Regions from separate parts of the Mus musculus genome. Here region 1 is linked to region 2. A link is a loop called in an ENCODE intact Hi-C map of the cell type or tissue named here. Cell type or tissue: heart. All regions are shown on one strand. Links, peaks and the distances in the headings refer to the core of each region. The heading gives the core; the rest is flanking DNA. Region 1 overlaps Tbc1d2b (TBC1 domain family, member 2B). Region 2 has its middle 11 kb from the start of Gm39398.

What was found. Hi-C counts contacts between places; a loop is a spot of excess contacts. Peaks named below come from ENCODE experiments on the same cell type or tissue, not always from the same donor. Only the 100,000 strongest peaks of a DNase experiment are listed, where the experiment ranks them.
Region 1: a loop joins it to region 2, with 3 times the contacts of the local background. A loop is called at or near these places in 6 of 42 quality-filtered maps.

What each region holds. Positions count from the first base shown.
Region 1 is chr9:90,220,123-90,232,895 of GRCm38, reverse strand. It overlaps Tbc1d2b (TBC1 domain family, member 2B), which reads left to right. Exons shown (of 13, transcript NM_194334.2): 4 at 3,795-3,958; 5 at 5,322-5,566; 6 at 6,492-6,875; 7 at 9,347-9,457; 8 at 10,396-10,589. Among named protein-coding and RNA genes, the nearest start is that of Tbc1d2b, 44 kb to the left of the region's middle. In heart, for the core only: a CTCF peak has its summit at 5,492 (motif pointing right); DNase peaks (open chromatin) are centred at 5,565, 6,235 and 6,645.
Region 2 is chr9:90,441,980-90,454,752 of GRCm38, reverse strand. No RefSeq gene overlaps it. Among named protein-coding and RNA genes, the nearest start is that of Gm39398, 11 kb to the left of the region's middle. In heart, for the core only: a CTCF peak has its summit at 7,572 (motif pointing right); no DNase peak of the experiment used is centred there.

The DNA of each region.
Region 1 (12,773 bases), core at 2,924-7,923, 220 kb after region 2:
GACACTAGGCTGTGAGAACCATGGGACATGCTTACTCTGTGTGCCACCTGTGGTCTCAGTACTCAGGAAACAGTTGCCAGGTCTTAGACAAGTGTAGCCACCTGTTCTAGGGACACAAAGTCGCATTTTCTATCAGCAGGATGAGAACCTATGTGTGCTATATAAGTTCTCTTTGTTCCTCTAAAACTTTAAATTACGTTAGTAAAATTCAAATACAGGGGAGTAAATCATGCTTTTAAAATCACAAATATTGGGAAGTAGAGGCAGGCAAATCTCTGAGGTTGGGCCAGCCTGGTCTACAGAGGGAGTTCCATGATACCCAAAGCTACATAAACCACAAATGTTACGGGACTTGATGATTCAATGAATAAAGCGCTTGCTGCTTAAGCACGAGGACTTGATTTTGGATCCCCAGTATCCATGTGAAAGCCAAGCATTTGGGTCCGCATCTGTAGCCCAAGGCCTGGGGAGGGGCACCTAAAAGCTTTCTGGCCAACCAAACTAGTGAACACAGTGAGTGCTAGGTTCAGCGAAACCTTTTATTAGAAATAAAAACGTGGAAAGGGCTGATGAGATAACGCTGAGCAGACAGATGTGTCCACCACCAACTCTGATTACCTGAGAGTTGGAAAACTGTCCTCTGGCCTCCTCCCCCCATACACCATGGTACACATCCCTCCTCCCTCCTTATTTTATGAGCATGACTCTTCTGGGTATATGTATGTCTGTGTACTGCGTGTTTGCCTGGTGCCACGAAGACCAGAAGAGAGCATCATCTCTCCTAGAACTGGAGTTACAGGCAGGCAGGAGCAGCCAGTGGGTGTGTGTTAGAATTATACCCAGGTCCTCTGCAAGAGCAGCTGATGCTCATAACCGCTGAGCCATCTCTCTAGCAGAAAGAGAGAGAGAGAGAGAGAGAGAGAGAGAGAGAGAGAGAAAATAATCAAAGAGCAATAGAGAAATACTTGATCCTGACATCTGGTCTTCACAGATACATGCACAAGAAACCACAATTGCATATATGTGTGTACACACACACATAACAACACACACCAAAAATAAAGTACTGAAATGTAGCTACTTCATACAACAGTGCCATCTGACTCGTTCAAACTGGAGACTCTCTAGTTTCCCTTCTCACCTTCAGCCCGCTTCAGGAAACACCAGAGATGCACGGCTTTCTCTCCTGCTTTAGCAGCCATATTGAGGTGTGGCCTGTAAGACTCAGTTACGTTAGGTGTACAGGCTGAGGAGTGTTAGAAAATTACACCCCATAGAAACACCTCTATAATCAAAATGTATTGCTGCATGTCAGGGCACAGGCTTGTAATCCTAGCATTTGGGAGGCAGAGGCATGCAAATCTCAGTACACTTGAAGCCAGTTTAGTTTATCTATGCAGTTCTGGGCCAGCAACCAGAGTTGCTGTAGTAACTGAGTAGTGAGACCCTATTTCAGATAGGAGGGAGGGAAGGAGGGAGGGAGGGAGGGATGGAGGGAGGGAGGGAAAGAGAGGGAGGGAGGGAGGGAGGGAGGGAAAGAGAGGGAGAGAGAATGAGAATGAGAATACATGCATGTTCCCTCATGAGCCTTCCCTTAATCTCTGGCCTCAGGCAACCTCCAGGCTGCTTTCTTGAACTATAGCTGTGCTTTTGTAAGGGTTTAAAATAAATGAGCTCTTGTGGCCTATACCTGTTGTATTCATCATCGACTTGACATAACTCTTCAAAGTGACTGCTCCTTTTCACGTGCCCAGCAACACTACTGGCCAGTTCCAGTTGCTCCACATCCTCCCAAACGCTGGCAGTTAGCTGCTGTTTTTAACTTTAGCTGTTGGAGGTGTGATGCAGTTTTAACTAATGTATGATAACTAGTGATGCTTTTTAAAGTATATTTATATGTTATTTTTATGTGTGTGTTTTGCCTGCATGTATATCAGTGTACCACATGTGTGCCTAGTGGTTGGATGCCTGGAATTAAGAGTTATAAATGGTGGCAAGCTGCCATGTGTGTGCTGGGAACCAAACTGGGGTCTTCTGCAAGAGCAGCAGGTGATGTTATTCGATGAGCCACCTCTTCAACCTTGATGTTATCTTACTGACCATTCCTAGACAGCTGCCCCTCAGCTTAAGCTGGGTTACATGGTAGGAGTATGTCCTACCAAACCCAAACATAAATTGAAAATACTAAAAGGCAAACGTGCATTGGCTTAGCTTCGTGCACTCTGTAGAGGACCTGTTGTTGAGTTCACACTTACTGTCTCGCGGTTCACTGGAAGTTAATCCCAGCTCCGTGTCTCTCTGCACATCGCTAGCCCAGGAAAAAGCAAGCTTCTGACTATGGTTTGCAGTGAATGTGTATTGCTTTGGAACGGTCGTAAAGTTTGTTACAAGAAAATCTTAAGTCCAACTTTACAAGTTAGAAAACTGCGTGTATTTTTATTTTTCTTTCTTCCTTTTTTAAAATTTACTTTTCTCGTCTCTTGATCATTTTTAAATTGAGTTGTTTATTCATCTTATTGAACTTTAAGCATTCTTAAATATCCTGAATATGAGCCTTTTGTCAGGTATATATTTTGCAAATATTTTCCAAAGGAGAAAGGTTTTCATAAACTCAGTTTTTCTCATCTTGTCTTATAGATTGTACTTTTCAAGTTCTCTTTAAGAAGTCTGTGTAATGTGGAGCTGTGGAGATGGCTTAGGGAGGAAGTATACTTGACTTGAGTTTGGACCCAAGAGACCCGTGTAGAAAGCTAGATATGTGTCTGTAACCCCAGCACTGGGGAGCTGGAGAGAGGCTGATCTTTGCAGTTCATTGCCTAGCCTAGCAAAGTAGGTGAGCCTTGGGTTCAGAGAGAAACCCTGTCTCAAAACATAAGCTGAGCAGTGTGTGATTGAGGCAGATACCTAAAGTTGGCCTGTGGCCTAGACATGCTTGTGTGCACACATACATATGCATGCACATACACATACATATGCATGCACACACACATACATATGCATGCATATACATACAAAAGGAGAAGAAAGTCTAAACGTCAAAAGCACTTTCTCCTTTATTTTCATCTAGAAGTTTTGTGTTTTGGTGGGGCGTGTTTTGTTTTTAATTTGAAATAGGATTTCACTGTATAGCCCAGACTGGCCTGGAACTTAGGAACCTTCTGCCTGGCTTCCTAAGTGCTGGGATCACAGGAGTATACCACAACAACCTGCCTCTATGGTATATTTTGAACTAGTTTGTATGTGTGCTGTGAGGTAAGATTCAAGTTTATTTTTTCCTATATATAACCAGTTCTTATAGTCACACTTCCCCACTAGATTCTCTTTACATTCTTGCGGACAGTCAGGCGACCATCAGTGCAAGGAGTGGTTAACATGGATAATGCAGTCTGTGTTGTGGTGTCTCTTAGGAATGCTGGCATCTTGAGAAAGGCAGTTCTAGGAATCTATTCACTGATGACAGTATAAAGTCCAATGTGGAGCACCCAGCTTCAGAATAGCTAGTGTAACCTACAGAAGTCCCCTGCGATGCATAGGCTTTGGGTCTGGTTAATCATAATGTGTGATTTTTTTTTAAATAAGGTTTTTTCGGGGGTGGGGGGTGTTTTTTAAGAAATTCTTGAATTTAACTTTGCATTGCTACTTCCTGAGATACTAGTATCGGTGTATACTCATACTGGCAATGCATATTTTCTCATTTTCTGTATTTTTACCAACATTTGGTATTATCAGATCTCCATTTTTACCAGTCCTATATACAGCCGTGTTTTGCTCTGCCCTTTCTTGTTTTTAAATAGAAATTCAATGTCATCATTCCGTCCTGGGAGAGGGCACAGTGAGAGTCGCAGGACCGTGTTTTACACCAATGAAGAGTGGGAACTTCTAGACCCGCCTCCTAAGGACCTGGAGGAGTCCCTGGTACCAGAAGAGAGGAAGAAGCCGATGCCTGAGGGCAGTAAAGGTGTGTGTGTTCCTGTGCCCTGTTGCTCTCTCTGCCCCTGGGATAGAGGAGACTCTTGACTGGCAAGTCCCTAGAAGCATAAAGCATAGGCCCTTGTGTTATAGGAGGGGGATGGTGATAGGGGTGTGGGCAATGATTCTTAAAGGTTTGTAAAGGGCTGCAAGAAACAGATGTCCAAGCAGCTACAAACCTCCTCCGGGAGATTTGATATGTTATGCCTCTGTGCATCACAGAGGTGCTGCCTGAAGAAACTTTGTACTTATTAAGCCAGGCATTATGTCATATACCTGTAGTTCTGGGGCCAGGGAGGTCGAAACAGGAGGATTGCATGTCTCAGAAACATACACACACACACACACACACACACACACACACACACACACCATCTTTATTTACAGAAATTTGATAAGTACTCCAAAAAAAGAGAACATAGTATCATAGATTCTGGAGAAGTGGTTAGATTAGTTGTATTCCTATTACTGTAACAGGTAGCTGAGGGAAGCCATCTTATGTAGAGAAACGGTTTATTTTGGTTCATAGTCGTAGAGATTTTATTCTATGACCACCTGAACCCATTGCTTTGTGCCTGTAGAAGTGCATCATTGTGGGACTGTGTGGCCAGAAAGCAAAAGAGAGAAGGCAGCCCGGGGTACCACTGTCTAAAAGACTTCATATTAAGCTTTCATCAGTACCAGCAAGCTGCTGGCTTAAGGCATTAACACATGGGCCTTTGGGAGACATGCTAGATCCAAACAAGGCCCCAAGTCCGAAAGCACTTGTGCACTTGTGCCTCTGTGAGCTGTCACATATCAGGCACACCAGGCCTCCAGTGCCACCTGGGTGCCAGGTACTGCCACCCACCCAGTCTTCCAGTCTCTGCGTGACCCCAGGGAGCCACCGATGCCTTTGTCTCCCCTAGCTTTAAATAATCAAAAGGCCGTAGTACTTTTGTGCCTCAAGCTTGTGTTTTTGAGTGTACATTTGAATTATTTGGGTCAACTTATACATAAAGTCTCACTTTAAAAAGTGTATTTAGACTTTTAAAAAATCCATTTTGTTTTTGTTTTTAGCCAAAAACAAATGTAAAAGTAAGAAGCCAGGGCTTGCCTGGTGCGCCTCAGTTGTCTTCGTGATACTCATACTATAGTCTTCTGTAAAGAGTGGTCCAGCAAAGACTCTGCAGCTTTAGACCTCTCGGGGCTTCTGTACAGTGAAGCAGGACAAGGAGACATGTCCAGCTGCCCTGCTTTCTGCATGGGTTGATGAGTCCACAACCCTCAGGATGATGTGTAAGAATACCAGAAGGTTTGACATGCTCAAAAAAAAAAAAAAAAAAAAAAAAACTTCTTATTTTTAAATATAGGAGTCGCTAGTTCAGGATTCCCCTTTGAATTTGGACGGAACCCTTACAAAGGAAAGCGCCCCTTGAAAGATATAATTGGGTCATACAAAAACCGCCACAGCAGTAGTGATCCTTTGCTCGAGGGAACGGCGACATCATCAGGCAGCAGCGGAGGTCCCACTAAGCCAGTCCCCGAAATGCAGCTGCAGATTCAAAGCCAGCAGGAGGAGCTGGAGCAACTCAAGAAGGACCTATCCAGTCAGAAGGTAACTGTCGCTTGATTTCTGTGTGCCCTCGGTGGGCCAGAGACTCAGGAGCCCTTCCCTGAGGCTCATGCTCTTGGGCTGCCATCCTGTGCCCTGAGCTATGCCCGTGTTTATTCAATGACCCTAGACCATGACCCTAGACAGGTTACAAGGTGCTCCTCTCAGTACCCACGCCCGGTTTCTCAGACTCGAGTTCCCTCAACTTTGCACATCCCGTCAGACAATTTTTCCAAACTGGTAAGAATTCCTTCTACCTAATTGCTAGGCAGCACAGTAACCCATAAAGCTTGGCCCCTCCCCCTTTTAATTTTATTTTTAGCTATATGTATGAGTATGTAACTGTAGGCATCCACAGAAGCCAGAAACCAATGTCCGATTCAGTGAACCTCCCAGTGTGGGTTCTGGGAATCAAGCTCAAGTCCTCTGCAAGAGCAATGTGTGCTCTTAACTGCTGAGTCATCTTCCTACCCTGCCCCTCCCCATTCCCCCCCCACACATATACACTTCTATTTATTCATTTATTTTTGAGACAGCATCTCACTGTGTCATCTAGGCTGCCCTGGAGCAGTTGATCCCCCTGCTCCCGCACTGGAGTTATAGGCATGTGCCACCACGCAGTACTTCACAGATCCCTTAGCGCCGATAAGCATGTGCCAGGAACCATTGCTAATTACAGCACGCACATCCATTATTTCCCGTTTCCTATTATTGTTCTCTTCAGGCTGTATTTGTGGAGTACATTTTTTCCCCTCTCTATTTTTGAGATCTTTCAAGAGGAAGTTCAACATTAAAATGTTTCCAGTGGAGTTTATTTCTGCATTTCCTCAGATTCCAGTGACTGCTTATATAACACTCATGATTTCTGCTTTTCTCCCCCACACCCCAGCTTTCTTACCGTTCACCTCATTGTCTTCTTGGCTCCTAGGAGCTCATTCGGCTGCTCCAGCAGACAGTCCGGTCATCCCAATATGACAAGTATTTCACGAACCCCCAGATCAGCCAGGGGGTCCCCGGGGACACACTGGAGCTCCTGCACCAGAAGGACGAGCAGATCCTGGGCCTCAGCGGCCAGCTGGAGAGGTTCGGCCTGGAGAAGGAAAGCCTCCAGCAGGAAGTGAGGACGCTGAAGAGCAAGGTGGGCGAGCTCAACGAGCGGCTCGGCATGCTGATGGAGACCATCCAGGCCAAGGACGAGGTCATCATCAAGCTCAGCGCCTGTGAGGGCAGCGTGTCATCACCCACCCTGGGGCCCAGCTCTCCTTTGGCCATCCCAGCCAGCAAGGACCAGCTGGAGCTGGACAGGCTAAAAGTAAGGGCAGACTGTGGGCTGGCTTTCTGGATAGACATTGCAAACACATTGCAAACTCAGTTAGTTCCGTCCTTAGTTCCATACCCGCTGACCCCTAGAGGTCTGGTTGTAACGGGCTGGTCTAGTAAGGGCAGAGCTGGGGAGGAGGGGCAGAACTTTATGCTCAAATCCCAGGCATGTTCAGGAACTGCCTTGAGTACGTCCAACACCCTTGCTATTGCTGTCATCACCTGGGACACTTTCAGTTCTTCCTGTCCCTGGCACAGAAAAAGCTGAAACACGCCTCCCCTCTGAATTTCCCACCTTCAAGGAGGTTGTCAGTTTCCCCTCTGTGCACATAAAGACAAACACAGACTTAATTTGTATAGCCTCCCACAGGCCTGGGTAGGCAAGCATCCTCTGGGACACTGGGCATCAGGTAGAGCCCAACCGACTCCAGCAGACCCCAGTATGTCTACCACCCCCAGTAGTTCCATGCAGCCACTGGTTCTAGGTGTTTGCATTCCAAGTGGAGTTTACCCTTGAAGAGTCCAGGTGTGTTCGCGTTGAGATCATGATAGAGCGTGTGCTTCATGGCTTCTAGCACCTTTCATTTGCCAGCAGTGAGCTGAGTGAGTGCTCACAGGCTGGGGACTGCAGAGTTGTGAACACTGAGACAGTGGCTGCAGGGCTGGGATGTGTGGGTGGGCCATTTTAGTGACAACACAAAGCCAGCATGGTGTCTTTATTTTTGTATGTCTGTAGCGTGTGCATGCGTATACTCATGCATGTGGAAGCTGGGTATTGGTACTCTTCTTCATACTGTTCCACGTTACTTTTTGAGACAAAGTCTTAACCCAGAGCTTACTAGTTAACCCGGGAACCCCAGGGACCCTCCTGCCTCCGCACTCCCTGCACAAGGGTTATAGAAGTACCATCGCACAGGCTTTTACGTGGGTGATGGGAAACCGGACTTAAGTCCGCATCCTTGTGCAGCATCGACCGTACCACCTAAGCCCTCCCCACAGCTCCCAGTCGGATTGATTAGTGAGAAACCAAAACACCTCTTACTATGCCATATTTATATCTACTATAAAACAGCCTTTATTTTATTTATTTATATTTTGAGACAAAGTTTCATGCTGTAGTTTATGCTGACCCAGAAATCACTGTAGCCCAGGTTGGCCTCAAACTCAAGTCAACCCTTTGTCCCCATGTCCGGGGTACTGAGATTCCCAGGTGTGAGTTACCACGCTTGGATGCTTGTTATTTGTTTTTGTTTTATTTTTCTTTTTACAAGAGCTCTTAGTGCTGCCTATAGAAGGCAGTTAGTTTATATACTCAAACCTTCCTAGTTCTTCCGTGTCTTATCAGGACACACTACAGCCTCAAGAAAGTTCAGTCTGGAGGCGGGGGAGTATCCAGAAAAGTCTGTAGAAATGGTCAGGGCCAGAGGGAGGACGTGGTTACAAAAGATGGAATTTATAAGGCATCTTCACCAACCACAGCCTTAAAGATGGTTGGCTCTCCTTCATCTTTATTTAGAAGCCTCCTTGACTTATCACGAGGATGATCTAAGGGGTGTGTGAACTTGTTTTCAGGGCATTTTACATGAACACTCTTCCCTGCTCAGCCACACCTTCCTTCTAGTAGAACAGGGGAAAACTTGTGACCACAGGAGCCTGAGGCAAGCCAGACCTCTGAGTTCAAAGCCAGACTGGTCCACATAGTGAGTTCCAGGACAGCCAAAGTTACATAATAGATCCTGTCTTTACCAGAAAGAAAGATAGGAAGAAAGGAAGGAGGGGAAAAAAAGAAAACCTTTGTCTCCAACCTTTACATTCTCTAAATACAAAATAAATGTTGCAGAAGTAAACAGTTGGCCAATCCAGTGAAGTGCCGACTGTGTTCTTGATAATTTGGGAGGCGGTGCTGGGGTCTGGACCCAGGGCCTTGTATCTGATAGGCAGATACTTTACCACTGACCTCCACCCTCTGTCCTAATGTCCTCCTTCAGCTTTCCCACAGTTTGAGTGCTCTCCAAAGTCCCTGATGCACCACAGATCATAGTGTTCATCATTGCATGCCTTTCTTAATTAAGGGCTTTTGCATATTTTTATAGTCTTTTAAAAATAGAACTATATAAGTAAAAATGAGAACCTACTTAGAATACAGTCAGTGTCTCTGGTTTAAAATAATATTAAATGACTGCTTTTTCTCATCAACGACTGTGTGACTGGAGTTAGAAAGTGCACCCTGTTTACTTCTGCCGTCAGCTGAGAAAAACCAGCGCTGCTGAGTAAATATTCTCCCACCTCCTCCTGCTGCCACAAATGGCCAAAAAGATTCATCAGAAAGCTCCTACTAATGTCTTCCAATTTGTTTAGAACTTGCTCTCACTTGGCAGGCCTCAAAGATGCTAATTACATAGAATAATTAGCCAACATGCAACCCACATCAGTTGATTAAAAAAAAATTTTTTCCCCCAACAGGATAGTCTGCAAGGGTACAAAAGCCAAAATAAATTTCTAAACAAGGAAATTTTGGAACTCTCGGCTCTACGAAGAAATGCAGAAAGGAGAGAGAGGGATCTGATGGCTAAGGTAAGTCAGGACCGACTCAGCTTAGCACGTGAAGGGAGGGCGGAAACCATGCTTCAGCGGTTGTGCTTTAAAACCTACCCAGCCACCGCAATGGGAGAAAGATGGCTGCTGCAATCAGTACACGTAAAGAATGTAGAGTGCAATTTCTCTGTTGATGACAAACTCGCCCACGTGGGCTTCGTCATGGGTTTTCAGAATGAAAACAAAGTGCATTCATGGGGGTCACTCCAGGTCATAGGGGTCACTCCAGATTAAAGTTACCTAGATAGTCGTCTATACTGCTGAGATTTAGTTTCACATGTGTGAGACAAGAGAGGCGAGAATATTCCCATCCCCGTAGATCCAGCAGGATTGGCTTAAGATTACGGCTGCAGAGGGCTTTGGAAAGGCTAAGGGGCCACAGGCATCCAGCTGTGAGTTATAAATGCCTGGCACGTGTCCACAGCTGCCGCGTGCAGGTACTATTTTTGAGCAGCCTTCCAAGCACATTTCTAGAACCTTATTCCTGCATATTTGCCAGGGGAAAGTTGATTTTTCTGATCAGGTAGCAGATAGGAACTAATCCTGCCTGGACAGAATGCCCTAACAAAGTTGGTGTGCATGGGGCAGGGGGCAGCATTCATGGCCTGTGTAACCATGTAGGGGTAGGCTTCACCTCAGCCAGTGGCTTATGACCCAGTTTCTGTTGCGCATTCTAACCTTGTTGAAGGTTGGTCCCTGTGCTTATCAGCACCCCTCTCTGCTTAGAAAGAAGGGGGAGCCATAGTGGGCTCTTTTAACCCTGACTTAACTTTTTGCCTATGTTATACTTTGCAGCAGGCTCACTTCCTAGTCTTTTTGAGCATGCTGGTTTGGGCTTATTGGTTGCCTGTGATGCCTAAGGCTTGCTTTTCCTGTATTTGTCTCTGGGTGGAGGTAACACCTTGCATTCTCTCCAGTACTCTAGCCTGGAAGCCAAGCTCTGCCAGGTTGAAAGTAAATACTTGATACTGCTCCAAGAAATGAAGACACCAGTTTGCTCAGAGGAACAGGGCCCTGCCAGGGATGTCATAGCCCAGTTGTTGGAGGATGCTCTGCAGGTCGAGAGCCAAGAGCAGCCGGAGCAAGCATTCGTTAAGCCTCATCTGGTCAGGTAAATCTGCTTCAGTCTGTTGGGGCAGTCCACCCATTTCCCAAGTTCCCTTTCCACAGCAGTAGACATTCACAGGGCACTTAACGCTAGATACTGATGGCAAGTGCTATCAGGATGGCAAAGCAGGTGTTGTCATTCTTCCACAGAAATCATGTGCTAGAACTGGAATCAGCCTAGGCCTGTTGATTCCAGGACTATGTCAAAGTAGCCTCACCTCCAATACGTACCTCTTTCTTCAGGGGCCAGTTTTCTAAAGAACAGGACCCCTTTCGTGACACAGGTACATCCCATCTGTAGGGGAACTAAAAGCAAACAGGCCATGGAGAAAAGCTGGCTTTTCCTTGTGTGGGAGGGTGGTTTCTAGAACCTGACTGAGTAGCTGAAGACCACTCCATCTGAGACAAATCATGGACCCACCTCCTAAGATGCACTTGGACATATACGTATAAAATACCGTGGTTTTTGGGGGGGTTTTTTGTTTGTTTTTTGGTTTTTTGTTTTGTTTTGTTTTGTTTTGTTTTGTTTTGTGAGGGTCAAAGAACTTAGAATGAATCTCGGATTAAAGACTCATATAATATATTTTCTGACCAGTCTCAGTGTCAGGGCTAGAGGGGGGTTCCTGCTGCTGAGCTTTGGGGCCCGATTGCTGGGGCCTGCTGGGAACAGGACTTCTAACAGCAAGTATGTCTGGAAGGCTGTGGTGCAAGGCCATTTTTGCTGGCTACAAATGAGGTCTCCGGAACCAGAGAGAGCACACGGCTTTCTTAAAATTGAAGGCGTTTATACCCGAGATGAAACGGAGTTCTACTTAGGCAAAAGATGTGCTTATGTGTATAAAGCAAAAAACAATACAGTGACTCCTGGAGGTAAACCAAAGAAAACCAGAGTGATCTGGGGAAAGGTAACTCGGCCCACAGAAACAGTGGCATGGTTCGTGCCAAATTCCGAAGCAACCTTCCTGCAAAGGCCATTGGACACAGAATCCGTGTGATGCTGTACCCATCCCGGATTTAAACTAATGGAGAGTAAATAAATAAAAGTAGATTTGTGCTCTTGTAAAAAAAAAAAGTGTCAGGGCTAGGCTAAATCTGCAAGTTCACCTGGTGTAACCTCTTCTGTCTTTGTCTCTCAGATATAGCACTGTTTCTGTCCCTTGCTCTTTGCAGTCTCCTCTCTACCTTTCCTCAGCCTCAGATAGAGACCTTTGACATGCTTGGGCCAGACTGACAGATCCCACCTACCAGCATTGACTGTGCTTGTCAAGTGACAGAAATGGACTTTGAGAATAGAACCAACCCCGTTGTTGCAGAACACTTATTCTGAAAGATGTGCTCGATGCAGGAACAGTTACGTGGTTCACATGCAGGATCGTATTAAACGCTCATTGCAGGTGGATTTGCCCTCACTCCGTTAAGTGAGGTGGGTAAGTTAGGAAGTGCTGTAGCATATTCTGGGCTACACATCCTATGGCACATGACTAAGTCCAGTGACATTGGATCCATGGCATAGGATAAGCCCAGGCAGCCAGAGTCTCAAGTTCAAGAGTACTGCCTCCACATCATGTATGGTTGCTTTGTTCATAGTCACTGGTGAGCTCTGGGAGTTCTGAAGTGTGTTACATTCTTCCCATGTGCATTTAGGAAGCCGTGCATTCTCTACTACTTTGCAGAACTCCATTAGGTAAACAGACCACAGTAGCATTATTGTTTCTCCTCATGAAAAGCACTTAGGACCTTTCCAGTTTTCTTAGTTACAAACACCATGGTATATGTTCTGTGTGCCCAGGCAAGAATTTCTCCAGGATGTAGAAGAAAAACAAGATGTCTTCAAACCTACTAGATTTCCAAAGTTCCTAAGACTTTTGCATATTCGTTGTGTCAGAAGTTTACTGGGATCTGATAACTTCCGTGACTAACCATAGACTTAGCATCAAGTTTGCTGTCAAGAGTTCATGGGTCAGAAGGCAACATAAAGTCTTACTGGACTGAAATCTCAGCTTAATCAAGGATCAGGCTCCTTTCTGGATCTTCTGGGGAACAGTTCATTTCCATCATTGAAAATGTTGCTTGATACAGTTCCTTGCAGATATAAAGCGACACCCTGTTTCCCAGCCTCTAGAGATCACCTGCACTCCATAGTTCATGGCTCCTTCCATCTTTAAAAGCATCAGCAGCTGATCCAGTC
Region 2 (12,773 bases), core at 4,989-9,988:
ACAGAGGTAATCCATTAAGAAGATCAAAATGTTTTTCAAGGCAAAATGTAAATGGCAACACAACACACAACTCATGCCTCAGGGGTGAGACGAGAAATAGCAGTGATCCTGACCTGAGAATACAGGGGTAGTTTAGCTTAAATCCCATGGTTTGACATGTTAATGGTTTAATGAAGCTTTTTATAGTAACAGAACAACAAAAAGGAAAAAAGCCGTAAGTCAAGACACTTCTCAACACACTAGTGACCTCATCAGAGGGGCTGGTTACAGCAAAGTTGGGAAAGCTCACGTATGTTCTTCAGATGATGCCCTTAGTTATTGGATTGGAACTTAATACATCACAAAGGAAAACTGATCCTGTTTCTGCATTCCAAATAATTTACCTAATAGTTGCAGACCTATTAAGTCAGAAACAGAGGAGATCAATAAACTGCTATTAAATGAATAGCTATTAAGAAGGTTAAAGTTGGCTCAAGATAATTTGACTCTACTCACAACATTCCAAATACTTCACAAACACTGCAATTCTAATCAGTTAATCAGCCTTATACAAGGTTTCCTATGAGAACTGTTGTCCACAGTTGCCCCTGTTGTCCAAGTAACATTTTGTGCAGAGACAACATAGTATTTATTAGAGATTATTCATCAATATCAATATCGTCAATGTCAATGAGACTGAACAGAGGCAAGAAGGCAGTCTTCAAAAGAAAGAAGCGATGCTAAAGCCACTGGGAATTTCTCCTGGATCATATCATTAAAATCTGTGGTCTAAAATCTAGCCACTGTGATCCAGATCTTATTTTCAAAATGCCTCTGCATTTGATGCAACACATGACATATTAAGAATAACATACCAACATTGTCCCGCCACCTCATCACCCTCCTTCATCAGACCTGCTGACCCAGAACCATTCAGGTTAGATTCTCTCCTTGTACCCATCTTCCCTGCCCACTGAGTCCCCTGGGGCACACAGCTGCCTTGACTAGGCTACTATTCTCACTGACCACCATTCTCCCTCTACCTCTCTGCCCACCCTCTTCAGAGTTGCTGATCCAGAACTTTACAGCCCAAGGATATCCACCAGAGGCCAACCACAACAGGATCATCGAGGTTGGGCCCTCTCCTGATAACTACTACAATAGGGACATCCAGGGACTAAAGCCATCCAGATGGATAAAGGCCCACAAGAGAACACAAACAACAAAAGCCAGGGTAGCATGACATGAGACCATCAGACACAGCTATCCTACTGCTACAGCAAGCCCTGGATAACCAAACACAACCACAACACAAGAAAATTACCTTAAATCCAATCTTATAAAGATAATAAAGGTCTTTGAGAGAAATAAATAAATCCTGTAAAGAAATACAGAAAAATACAATTAAACAGGTTAAAGAAATAAATAAAACTGTTCAAGACCTAAAAATGGAAATAGAAGTCCCATGCACATTTGTACCAGATATGCTGCCCAGTCTTCATATGGATCCTCTGAAGTGGACATTTCTGATTTCTTTGGAGACTCGGTTGTGTCATATGATGTTTTTCTGGAAACTGTCTTATGAGAGGATTTTTTTTTGGGGGGGGGAAGCAGACATGTGGGAGGATGTTGTTGAGAATAGCTACATGGTGTTTTTCTGGAAGCTGCCTAGGAAAAGAGCATGTGGTTGTTTTGCTAGAGCAGACTCTTGAAAGAATACACATATAACCCAAGATAGTGGGCGATGCTGTGTGGTATTGGTTCTCCTTGCCACTCTTTCCTGGACTTAGTTGGGCTTTGCTGATGTTGGTCTTCACTGATGACACTCTAGTATTGGTTCACCTTGTCACTCTTTGCTGATCATCTTTTCTCATCACTTTGTAGAGAGAAACGCACCAAAGAACTTCTGGTTCCAAAGAACGTTGGTGTTCCAGTGGCTTCTTGCTGTAGACTCTGGCAATTGACGTAGCCTTGGAGTTTCTTCTGGGTCAGCCCCATTGCTGATTCCTGAGTGGTGTTTGCGAGTGGATCAAGCTACTGCTGCTGATTTGTGTGAACTGAACCGCTGATATCCTGGCAATGCAGATTAGATAACAGGTCTACATCCTCTTTTGCCTTGTTATTAACCTTTCCTTTCCACTACTTCTAGTGGGTGGTGGGCTAGAAGGGAAGTTAAAGCATTTAAGTATAGTTATCAAAGTAGGTTTTGAAAAATATAAACCTACAATCCCCGCTAACTGGAATGGGAGCGATCCCTAAAGCCTGTTTGTCGAATACGCTCCCCTAACTGGACTGGCTTGTCTGGACTCAGTGGGAGAGGATGCACCCAGTCATGCAGAGACTTGATGTGCCAGGGTTGGGGGTCCTTCAGCCTCTCAGAGGAGAAGGGGAAAGGGAGGGGAGAGGGACCGTGTGACTAGGGGACAGGGTGACCAGAGGGCAGCAATCAATCAGCATGTAAATTAATTAATTATTTATTTATTTATTTTTAAAAAAGACTAATGTACCAAAAACTGAAGTAATAAAAAATACTGTCTGGCCTAAAGAAGCAAGGATAACAGATGAAGGGAAAAGGATTTTAGCAACCAAAATGTAAACATTTTAAAACCTTGGCTGACTGTATATCTTTCTGTAATTGTAGGTATTTGTATTTTATGATTCATGATTAATATCTGCCATAACCTCACATGTATTGCTAGCCCTAACTTTTGGAAAGATTGCTATTCTATGTTCAAATTAAAAGAGCTCTTATCTGTGAATACATATGTGGTTTTTTTTTCTATTGTTCTGTTTGTTAAGCCAGACTTGGTTTGGAAAAGTGAATGGAAAGCCACATTATAGAGGAAATAGATAACAATATAATATCCCTTTAATTGCTTTTAACAAGATTGTCTTATTGTGCACCAAATATTAATAGCAGTAACAGAAACAAAAGATCAGAATTGTTAGAAATCAGAACTTAATGATCCTTGTAGACATAACCAAATCTTACTTCTTATTTTAATGCTTAGAAATGTAAATAGAATTAATCACTGTAGTATTGTCCATTTAAGTTTTATTAGTAAAATACATATATTGCTTAATTATTTTTTGAAACTTTCATTAATTATACTATAGGATACCTTAGATGTTCATTTTATCTAGAAACATCAGAAATGTAGTATGATGTTTCATGAATGTTGTTATTCGAGATGATTCATCTCTTTTGTACAATTAGGATAAGAAGTAATTTGAGTTTCAGATGGAATTAAAGTTACCTTTTTAAGCATATGAACATGTTTTAGAGCCTTTTACAGTGTTTAATTTATTGTATTAAACATTGTTAATTTAGTGTATTAAATATCATTACTATTTTAATATTAACAGAAACAAAGTAACCTAATTGATTGGACCTAGTTAATACTTTTTTTCTTTTTATTAATTGAAAAAACTATTTCTATTTCAAAAATATAGCTATCACCAAAATGGAGGGAGGTTTTTTTGAAGATTTAAGTTTTGTCAATTTAAAAACTAAATTTCTTTTATTCATATTATACTGAGTAAGGTGAAAAAAAGTTTTTACAAAGATACTGACTCTGATTCATTTGAAAACTAGTTTGGAATAAGACAGGGGTTCTGGGTAAGAAAACAATCCTACCAACACAGTGTGTGTGTGTGTGTGTGTGTGTGTGTGTGTGTGTGTGTGTGTGTGATTAAGGACATAATATACTCATCATAACTTTATTAAAACCTAGATTACCATTACTTTATAACTTAGGTAATAGACTAAATAAAATGCTAAATATCATACATAACTATACTGGCTCATTTTTTGTGTCCACTTGACACAAGTTAGAATCAGCAGAGAAGAAGGAGCCTCAATTACAGAAATGTCCTCCTGAGATCCATCTGTAAAGCATCTTCTTAATTAGTGGTCAGTGCTGGAGGGCCCTGCCCACTGTGGGTTGTTCCCTCTTAACTAGTGGTCAGTGCTGGAGGGCCCCGCCCACTGTGGGTTGTTCCCTCTTAACTAGTGGTCAGTGCTAGAGGCCCCACCCACTGTGGGTTGTTCCCTCTTAACTAGTGGTCAGTGCTGGAGGGCCCCGCCCACTGTGGGTTGTTCCATCTCTGGGCTGGTAGTCCTGGGTTCTACAAGAAAGCAGTCTGGGCAAACTATGTGAAGCAAGTCAGTAAGCAGCACCCCTCCATGACCTATACATCAGTTCCTGCTTCCACGTTCCTGCCCTGATTTAGTTCCTGTCCTAACTTCCCTCGGTGATGGACAAGGATATGAAAGTGTAAGCTAAATAAATACTTTTCTCCCCAACTTGCTTTGTGGGCATGGTGTTTTGTTGCAGCAATAGAAACTGTGACTAAGGCAATAACCAGTTTTAAAGCCATCTAATTATAAAAGACTTAAGAAGCATAAATTAGGAGAATATTTTACTAACTTGGAATGTTTGATTATCAGTGTTTTTGAAGATGAATATTTTCCAATATCAATTTTCAATTGAAGGTGGCAGGTCTGAGGTGAGAAATGTGAATTTAAAAGTTCACTTCCTTGGGTTTAGGTGCACAAGTGAGTAAGAAAGAGTAAGTAAGAATATACAGAGAGAATCTTTTTTTCCTCCAGATTCTGAGGCAATGCCTTTTTCTTTCAATTGATGAAACCATCTGGTTTTCTTTGTCCTTTATTTAGAAAATATTTTTAAGTAATTTCGAATTTTTAGTTATGACAGTTAAAATAGATTTTAAAATCCTTTATAATAGTGTTTTTCTTTAAAATGTGATTTTTAATTTTTTTTACTTCTATTTTCATACAATCTAGTCATTGCCCCTCTCCTGGTCTGCCCTCCCATAGTTCCTCATCCCATTCCTCCTTCTCCCTGTCTCCAAGAGGATGCCCTCCCTCCCACTACCTCCAGGTCTCCCACTCCCTGGGGCCTCAAGTCTCTTAAAGGTTAGGTGGATCTTCTTCCACTGATCCCAGGCCTGGCAGTCCTCTGCTGTATAGGTCAGGGGCCTCAGACCAGCTCCTGTATGCTGCCTGGTTGCTGGCTCAGTGTCTGAGAGATCTCAGGGGTCCCAGTTCGTCGAGACTGCTGGTCTTCCTGTGGGGTTGCCATTCTTCTCAGCTTCTTCTAGCCTTTCCCTAATTCAACCATAGGGGACCCTGACTCCAGTCCAATGGCTGGGTGTAAGTATCTGCTACTGTCTCAGTCAGCTTCTTGTTGGGCCTCTTGAAGGGCAGCCATGCTAGGCTCCTGTCTATAAGCACATCATAACGTCAGTGATAGTGTCAGGCCTTGGAGCCTCCCCTTGAGACGGATCCCAAGTTGGGCAGGTCACTGGATCATCTTTCCATTAATCTCTTCTCTATTATTATCTCTGCAGTTCTTTTAGACAGGAACAATTCTGAGTTGTTTTTTAAAGAGATTATGAATGTTTACCAAAAAGGGTAAATCTTAGGAAGAAGCTAGAGCTTTAGTTAATTTTGACATTTTATAGGTATTATTTGCTTAATAGGCTAAAGTTTATAAACAGATTAAATATTTGTGCACTAAAGCAAGTTCCATGATTGTTATGTTAATGTTGTAGGAATTGTCCAAGATATTCATAAGGCAATGGCTATCTAACAAGCAGAAGCTTTGCCCAGTATAAGATATGAAAGTAAAAGTCTAATCAAATGTTTTGAATGTCTCATTTAATAAAAGAATACAACAAAGCCCTTGTTGTTCTAAGCCTGTCTTTTATATAAACATTAGATTAATTCTTAAGAAAACCTCACTGCTGCAAACACAGAATCAAACATTGATTTTATCTCATATTAAAATTTGACCTTAAAAATTAACAACCTTTGTATGATGCTCAACTTTTAAACCATATTCGCTTTGTTCAAGCTTTATTTTCACAATATTTCTACAAGATACTTTAATCTTACATTATTCTCATCCATTTTCATTTTGGAATAATCGTTATCTTGCAGTACAAAGTTCTTTCTTATCACAAAGCATTTTTTAAACTTCTATTGCCACAATTATATCTCATAACTATAACCTTTGTATCCCCTTTTTAAAAACATAATAGTTTTTATCATTATTATTGTTATTGTTTCCAAAAGATCTAGCAAACAAATTTTAACATTATAATTTTAGATGAAACTGCAGTAGGCTGTACCATGTTTTCATAGAAAACATGTGTGTGGTATTTTAAACATGTAACAATTATAATATGGGAAAATAAGTCAATTTGAATAATTATTTGTCAAAGACTTAAGTCATTACAGCAGGCACTTTAAAATACCTTTTGTTTTAAGGAGATGAACAGTATTCCAAATATATTATCATGGCATAATACATTAAGATTACCTGTAAAATTTAAGATGTTTTAAGATGTCTTCTGTATGTCTTTAAGCTTTTTTTCAAACGGCCATTTTTCAAATGTTTGAAGTTATATCTTACATTATTTCTAAGACGTACTTTGAAAACTTTTCTTGTGTTGTTGTGACAGTGGTATCAAAATATCTTTTAAAACCTTAAAATATTTTGTTTTAAAGCATTCAAACAAATATATAAAACATTTAAGTTCAGCTCTAAGTTACCATCTTGATCTTTGCAATAATGAGTTGGTCATCTTGGATGAAGGAAGTTTTCTGATAGGAAAAACGATGCCTTACATGGAAAGTGATCATCCTTCATGTATGCCCTCACGGAGCAGAGGCCGTGCTGCAGACCCAGAACTGAGACGAGGACCCAGGAGACAACATCCTGGGCTGAGCTGCAGGGTTAGATACATATATTTTCTTTTAAGAAAAAAATTTTAAATTGTTATTTAAATTTTAAAACATGTTAATTTCCCCCAAAGAAAGATCTAGGGCCACTAGCCATGTCTTTGTTTTACCAAAGTGATCACATTGGTTCAATATTCCTTTTTCATACTTTGCAAGTATTCTTCGATTGACATCCTGGACATGTGGCCAAGCTTACTTAGCCTTTCAGGGCAGTTGAAGCTGAATTTTTTTTCCCCTTAAGCTGGGCTAATTTAACTGCTCTGTTTTATATGAGAACTTACTCATGAGCCAATTTGATACCAAGTAAATGATATATGAAACATAAGCACACATAAACAGTGTATAAATACATAATCACACAAAAAGACAGCTTTGAAAGACCAAGCAAACATATACATCACATATTTTACATATAGCCTACCCATACGAGGAACTTTCATTTAAGTTTTATACTAAGAATATTTTGGAAAAGAGATTATAGGATTTTATGGTTCCTATTACTATTATATAAATGAAATAAAAGTTTTATTAATACATATTTATTTAGAATATATTTTGGAAGGAAATCTTATTAAATCTAAGTATTTAACATTAAATTTTATAGTGTAATGTATCTCTTATCATGACTCTACTGCTCTAATGATATTGTCTTATATAAACAAATCGCATTTTAAGATTAACAAATAAATTGCAGTTTTGTCAGTTGGTTCTTGGCCTCACGAATAAAAGAGTTAGGAAATAGATCCACAAGAAAGCTGAAGAACAACTCTTAAAGTTTGGGAGACAAATACTGGGCAGGAAGATTGTAACTCTCTGCAGCTACCACAAGGTGGAGTAGAAGAGAGAGGTTGTGCCCGATTTGAGTTGGGCCAAGAAACCAGGCAGGCTCATCAATGGAGATAATCAAGCAAACACACTGTGGCACTAAGAGATGGGTTTCAGGGAAAGAATTGGGGAAGCTCAAAGTGTCAGCGTCAGCATACTTAGGTTTTTGCCTAGTATCTGAAAGAATAAATGATTTCTGAAAAGAATGAGAAATGCAAAAGGTCGGGTTCCTTCGAGTAACTCAGAACAGGCAGTCTCCAGAGTACCACTTGATAGAGACTCTTAAACCATCTGTGGGGGAAGGAGCTTTTCTGAAAGGATAAGTCTTCTTAGAGGGCTAATTAATCCTCTCATCTCACTAGCATGGCTTCAAGTGAACCATCTTTCCTGAAGGATGGTATTCTCTCAAAGTGACTGACAATCTGGGCCGTCCATTCTTTTTTGTTTTGTTTTGTTTTTTATTGGATATTTTATGTATTTACATTTCAAATGTTATCCCCTTTCCCGGATTCCCCTCCAGAACCCCCCATCATACCTTCCCTCCCACCCACTCCCACCACACCACCCTGGCACTCCCCTACACTGGGGAATCAAGCCTTCACAGGACCAAGGGCCCCTCCTCCTATTGATGCCTGCTGCATATGCAGCTGGAGCCATGGGTCCTTCCATGTGTACCTTTGGTTGGTGGTTTAGTCCCTGGGACCTCTGGGGAGGTCTGATTGGTTAATATTGTTGTTCTTCCCATGGGGTTGCAAACCTCTTCAACTCCTTCAGTCCTTTCTCTCACTCCTCCATTGGGGTCCTCGTGCTCAGTACAACAGTTGACTATGAGCATCTGCCTCTGTATTTGTCAGGCTCTGGCTGTCCATTTTTAAAAGGAGTGAACCATAGCATGTCACATTTTGGGTAGTTTAAAATGTCATATCTATCTCTACACAGAGTCGGTGGTAAAACCTAGATCCCAGTCTTTGGACATACATGTTGTAACTTTATCTTAATGGGCTTCAACATAGCACAGACACCTCTACCTTTTCATATAGCAATGTGAACCCTAAGGCATGACAAAGCTGGTGTTTACCTTCCTAGACTTACCACAGGAATGGGAAGTGCGGTTGAAAGTTGACAATGGGGTGGAGTAATTCATCCTGAATAGCCTCCAAGATGGCTAATCCCTGTATCAGTTGTATAGCAACACAACAGAATCTCAGAATAAATGGTGGTTTTAAACTGAAGGTATTTGAGAACTTCAACGGATTAAAAAAAAAAAAGAGGAGTCCCATTTTCTTATGTTTCTTAATATATTTTAATTAAAATATTACATCACTTCCCCCCCCCCTTTACTTTCCTGCTTCTGACGATTCCTGTGTCCTCTCCCCCAGTCCCCCTCATGCCCCTCTGGCTCCTTCTCAAGTTGATGACCTCTTTTCTCTTTTTACATATTTATGTGTATATGTGCACAAATCTATAAAAAACCATCTCCTGAGGGCGTTCCTATTGTGTATGTGCATGGAATTCCAGGGCTGACCACTTTGTATTAAATAAGCAGTCAGGGGTCTCTTCCTTGGGAGAGCCGCCTTCTGCTGCTTTAACTCCCTCCCAGTGTTTCCTGGCTGGAAGTCCTACTCCTGTGATACACGTATTATTAATATATATTTTTAAAGGCATTACTTTTACAAAATGTCCAAATATAATTGATTACATTCGGCTTGTTGCAATGGATTCTTTCAGAGGGACAAGGAAATTGACTGTTACTCCTCTGAAGTCCAGAGCTGCCTGTAGTTCTTTGTCTAGGGGTTGGCACCCATTGAGATTTCCAGACCCTGCATCAGCATTTCTATTGACACGTTGGGTTTAGGCTGCCCTGTCTGATTCTACCCCTTGTTCCCTGGCGATCCCTGCGCCTTAGATGTGAGAGTTTTGTAGAAGATGTCTCTTAGGGCTGAGCTCCCCCAAATCCATTGATCTCTGCATTGTGTACAGCTGTGGTTTTCTTTCCAATTGGGGGCACTTTTAATAATTTAGAAGTATTGGTTGTAGACTTTCTTTGAAAGTCTGGTAGAATTCTGCTGTGAATCCATCTGGCCTGGGCTTTTTAAATAGGAAGATTTATTATTATTATTATTATTATTATTATTATTATTATTATTATTATTATTATTACTAAATCAGTGTCCTCCTTTATTATGAATTTCTTTGACATATTTTTCTCTTCTTGGTTGGTTGTTTGGGTGAATTAAAAACGCATCCATGTCTTTAAGAATTTCCAATTTAAAGAAGTATGGGTTTTTAAATTATTCTCTTATTCTGATTTTTTCTAGGGGGTGAGGGTGTCTACTGTAATGTTTCCTGTTCCTTCCTGATTCTGTTCATTTGGGCCATGTCATTCTTTGTTTTGGTTGGTTAGGCAAGGGTCTGCCAACCTTTTTATATTCTCAAAAAAAAAAAAAACATCAGTTTTAGACTCTTTGATCCATTATGTTGAATTTTTGTTTGTTTCTGTTTCACTGATTTCTGCTGTTTCATGCTGTCTATTGGACTTGAATTTGGTTTTTTTCTTGTTTTCCCACATTCTTGACTTACACTATTAGGTCATTTATGCTCTTCCTGATCTTTTACCTCAGCCACTTGGAGAAACAAAGTCCCCTCTCTACAACCACCTTTATCACGTTCCAGAAGTTTTGCTCCGTTGTGTTTTCATTTTCATTTAGTTGAAGAAAGTTATTTTACTTTCTTCCCAACTTCTTCTTTGACCCATTCAGCATTTAGTAATGAGTTCTTTAATCCCCATCAAGTGTATGTGCTTGCTGTAGATTTGTTTACAGTTGGTTTTAAACTCTACTTCATATGATTTAATAGAACACATAGAATCACTTCCGTTTTTATGAATTTGTTAAGGTTCATTTTGTGTCCCAATACGTGGTCTATTTTAGAGAAATTTCCATGGTGAACAGACTGGATATTCTTTGCTGCTTCGGGGAAACAGTCTGTAGTTATCTGTTATGTCCATTCAATATAAGATGTCATTTAGTTCTGAGGTTTTTCTGTTCATTCTGCCTACTGGATGAAGCAGTATGTTTAAAGCACCTCTTATTGGTTTGAGTTAATCTTTATCTTTAATTCCAGCTGTACTATTTTATGAAGTTGGATGCACCAGAGTTTGGTGCACCCAATTGCCATTAGGATGAAAAATACAATGGAAACAGGCAACCTCGGGAGATAGGAGGTTGCAGGTGTCAGGGGGGTGGGGAACCTCCAGAATGCACCAGAGACCTGGGAGGGGAGAGACTCTCAGGACTCAAAGGGAGGGACCTTAGATGAAATGTCTGACAGTAGGGAGAGGGAACTTATAGAGTCTACTTCCAGCAGGAAGACAGGACATCAAGTGAGGGATGGGGTTGCCATCACACAGTCACAACTCTGACCCATAATTGTTCCTGTCTAAAAGAATTACAGGGATGGAAATGGAGAGGAGCCTGAGGAAAAGAAGGTCCAGTGACAGGCCCAAAGTGGGATACAGCTCAAGTGGAGGTCCCAAGGTCTAACACTATTACTGAGGCTATGGAGTGCTCACAAAAAGGGATCTAGCATGACGGCACTCTGAAAGACCCAACAAGCAGCTGAAAGAGTCAGGTGCAGATATTTACCCCCAACCAATGAACAGAAGCAGCTAACCACTGTTGTTGAATTAGGGAATGCTGAAAGAAGTTGAGAAGAGTGATCCTGTAGGAGAACCAGCAGTCTCAATTAATCTAGACCTCTGAGATCTCTCAAACACTGGACCACCAAACAGACAGCATAGACCAGCTGATATGAGGCTCCCAACACACATACAATGGAGGACTGCCAGGTCTGTGTTCATTCAGAGATGATGCACCTAACCCTCAAGAGACTGAAGGTGAGTTTAAAGGTCAGGTGGGGTGGGGACATCCACATGGAGACTGGGGGTGGGTAGGAGGTATGGGATGTGGAACAGTTGGAGGGGGGATAGAGGGGAGATAAAATATGGAATGTAAAAAAATTAATTAATTTTAAAAAAAGAAATACTATAATCAACTGTCATTACTTCTATTTATTTCCCTCAGAGCACCTTTGTCTTCTCCTGTTAAACTCATTTATTCTTTCCATAGGAGCCCCTTCTCCACTCTTCTCTTAGGTCAGGTTATAAATACCAATCTCTATTCTGGGAGTCACTTCTTTTGTACATTGCCACATGCATATAAATAAGCTCTCTCTTTCTTCCTGCTATTCTCTGCATTGCTCTGTAATTTGCAGTTACCTAACCTTTCTAAATCAAAGTAATAGAGGAAGCTTTCCTTTAAATAGTACAATAAACTGGACAGATTCTACTTTGGAATTTCAGAAAGTTGACTATACAGAAGAAACAAGAGTATGGCTGAGGATTTACCTCAGTTGTTGAATGCTTCCAAGGCCCTGGATCGAATTCCTAGTATGTCAACATGTGTACAAAAGTTAGTCATGATGTTAGGCATAAGCAGGGAGGATTGCCAACAAGTTTGAAGCCATTCTCATCTACACGGTGAGTTCCAGGCTAGTCAGAACAACATATCCAGATCCTATCTTAAGCATACATAAACTACACACACACATGTATATGTATATGTATATGTATATGTATATGTATATGTATATGTATATGTATATGTATATGTATATGTACGGTAAGGTTACTTTTTAAATGTTAGAACTGAAATACATGGTAGTAAGAATTCTCTACTTAATAGTAAGCATGAAACAAATTAGGAAAGAATCATCGGAAAAGTAAAGTTTTACTTCATAACCTTTGCCTTATTATTCCCTAAGCACAAGGATAGAGAGTAAACCCTGCCTTGTACATACCTACAGAGTTGGAAGAACGAATTCTAGCTGCTGACATTTTAAAGAGCACTTAATGAGCCTTCCCCACAGCTCACTTCCTGCCCTTTCTTCTATTCTTGTTCCCAGCATTAACACCCACACTGCCCATTAACCTGCACTGCATCTCACAACAGTATCCTTGGGTAGTGGAACTCACTCCCAATGTTCCCATCTTTCGAGTCCTGCTCCAGAAGTACATTTATTATTAATACTAACAAAAGGCATTAATTTTACAAAATGTCCATATAATTGATCAAAATTGGCTTGTTACAAATGATTCTTTCAAAAGGACAAAGCAATTGACTGACTGTAACTTTTCTCCCAA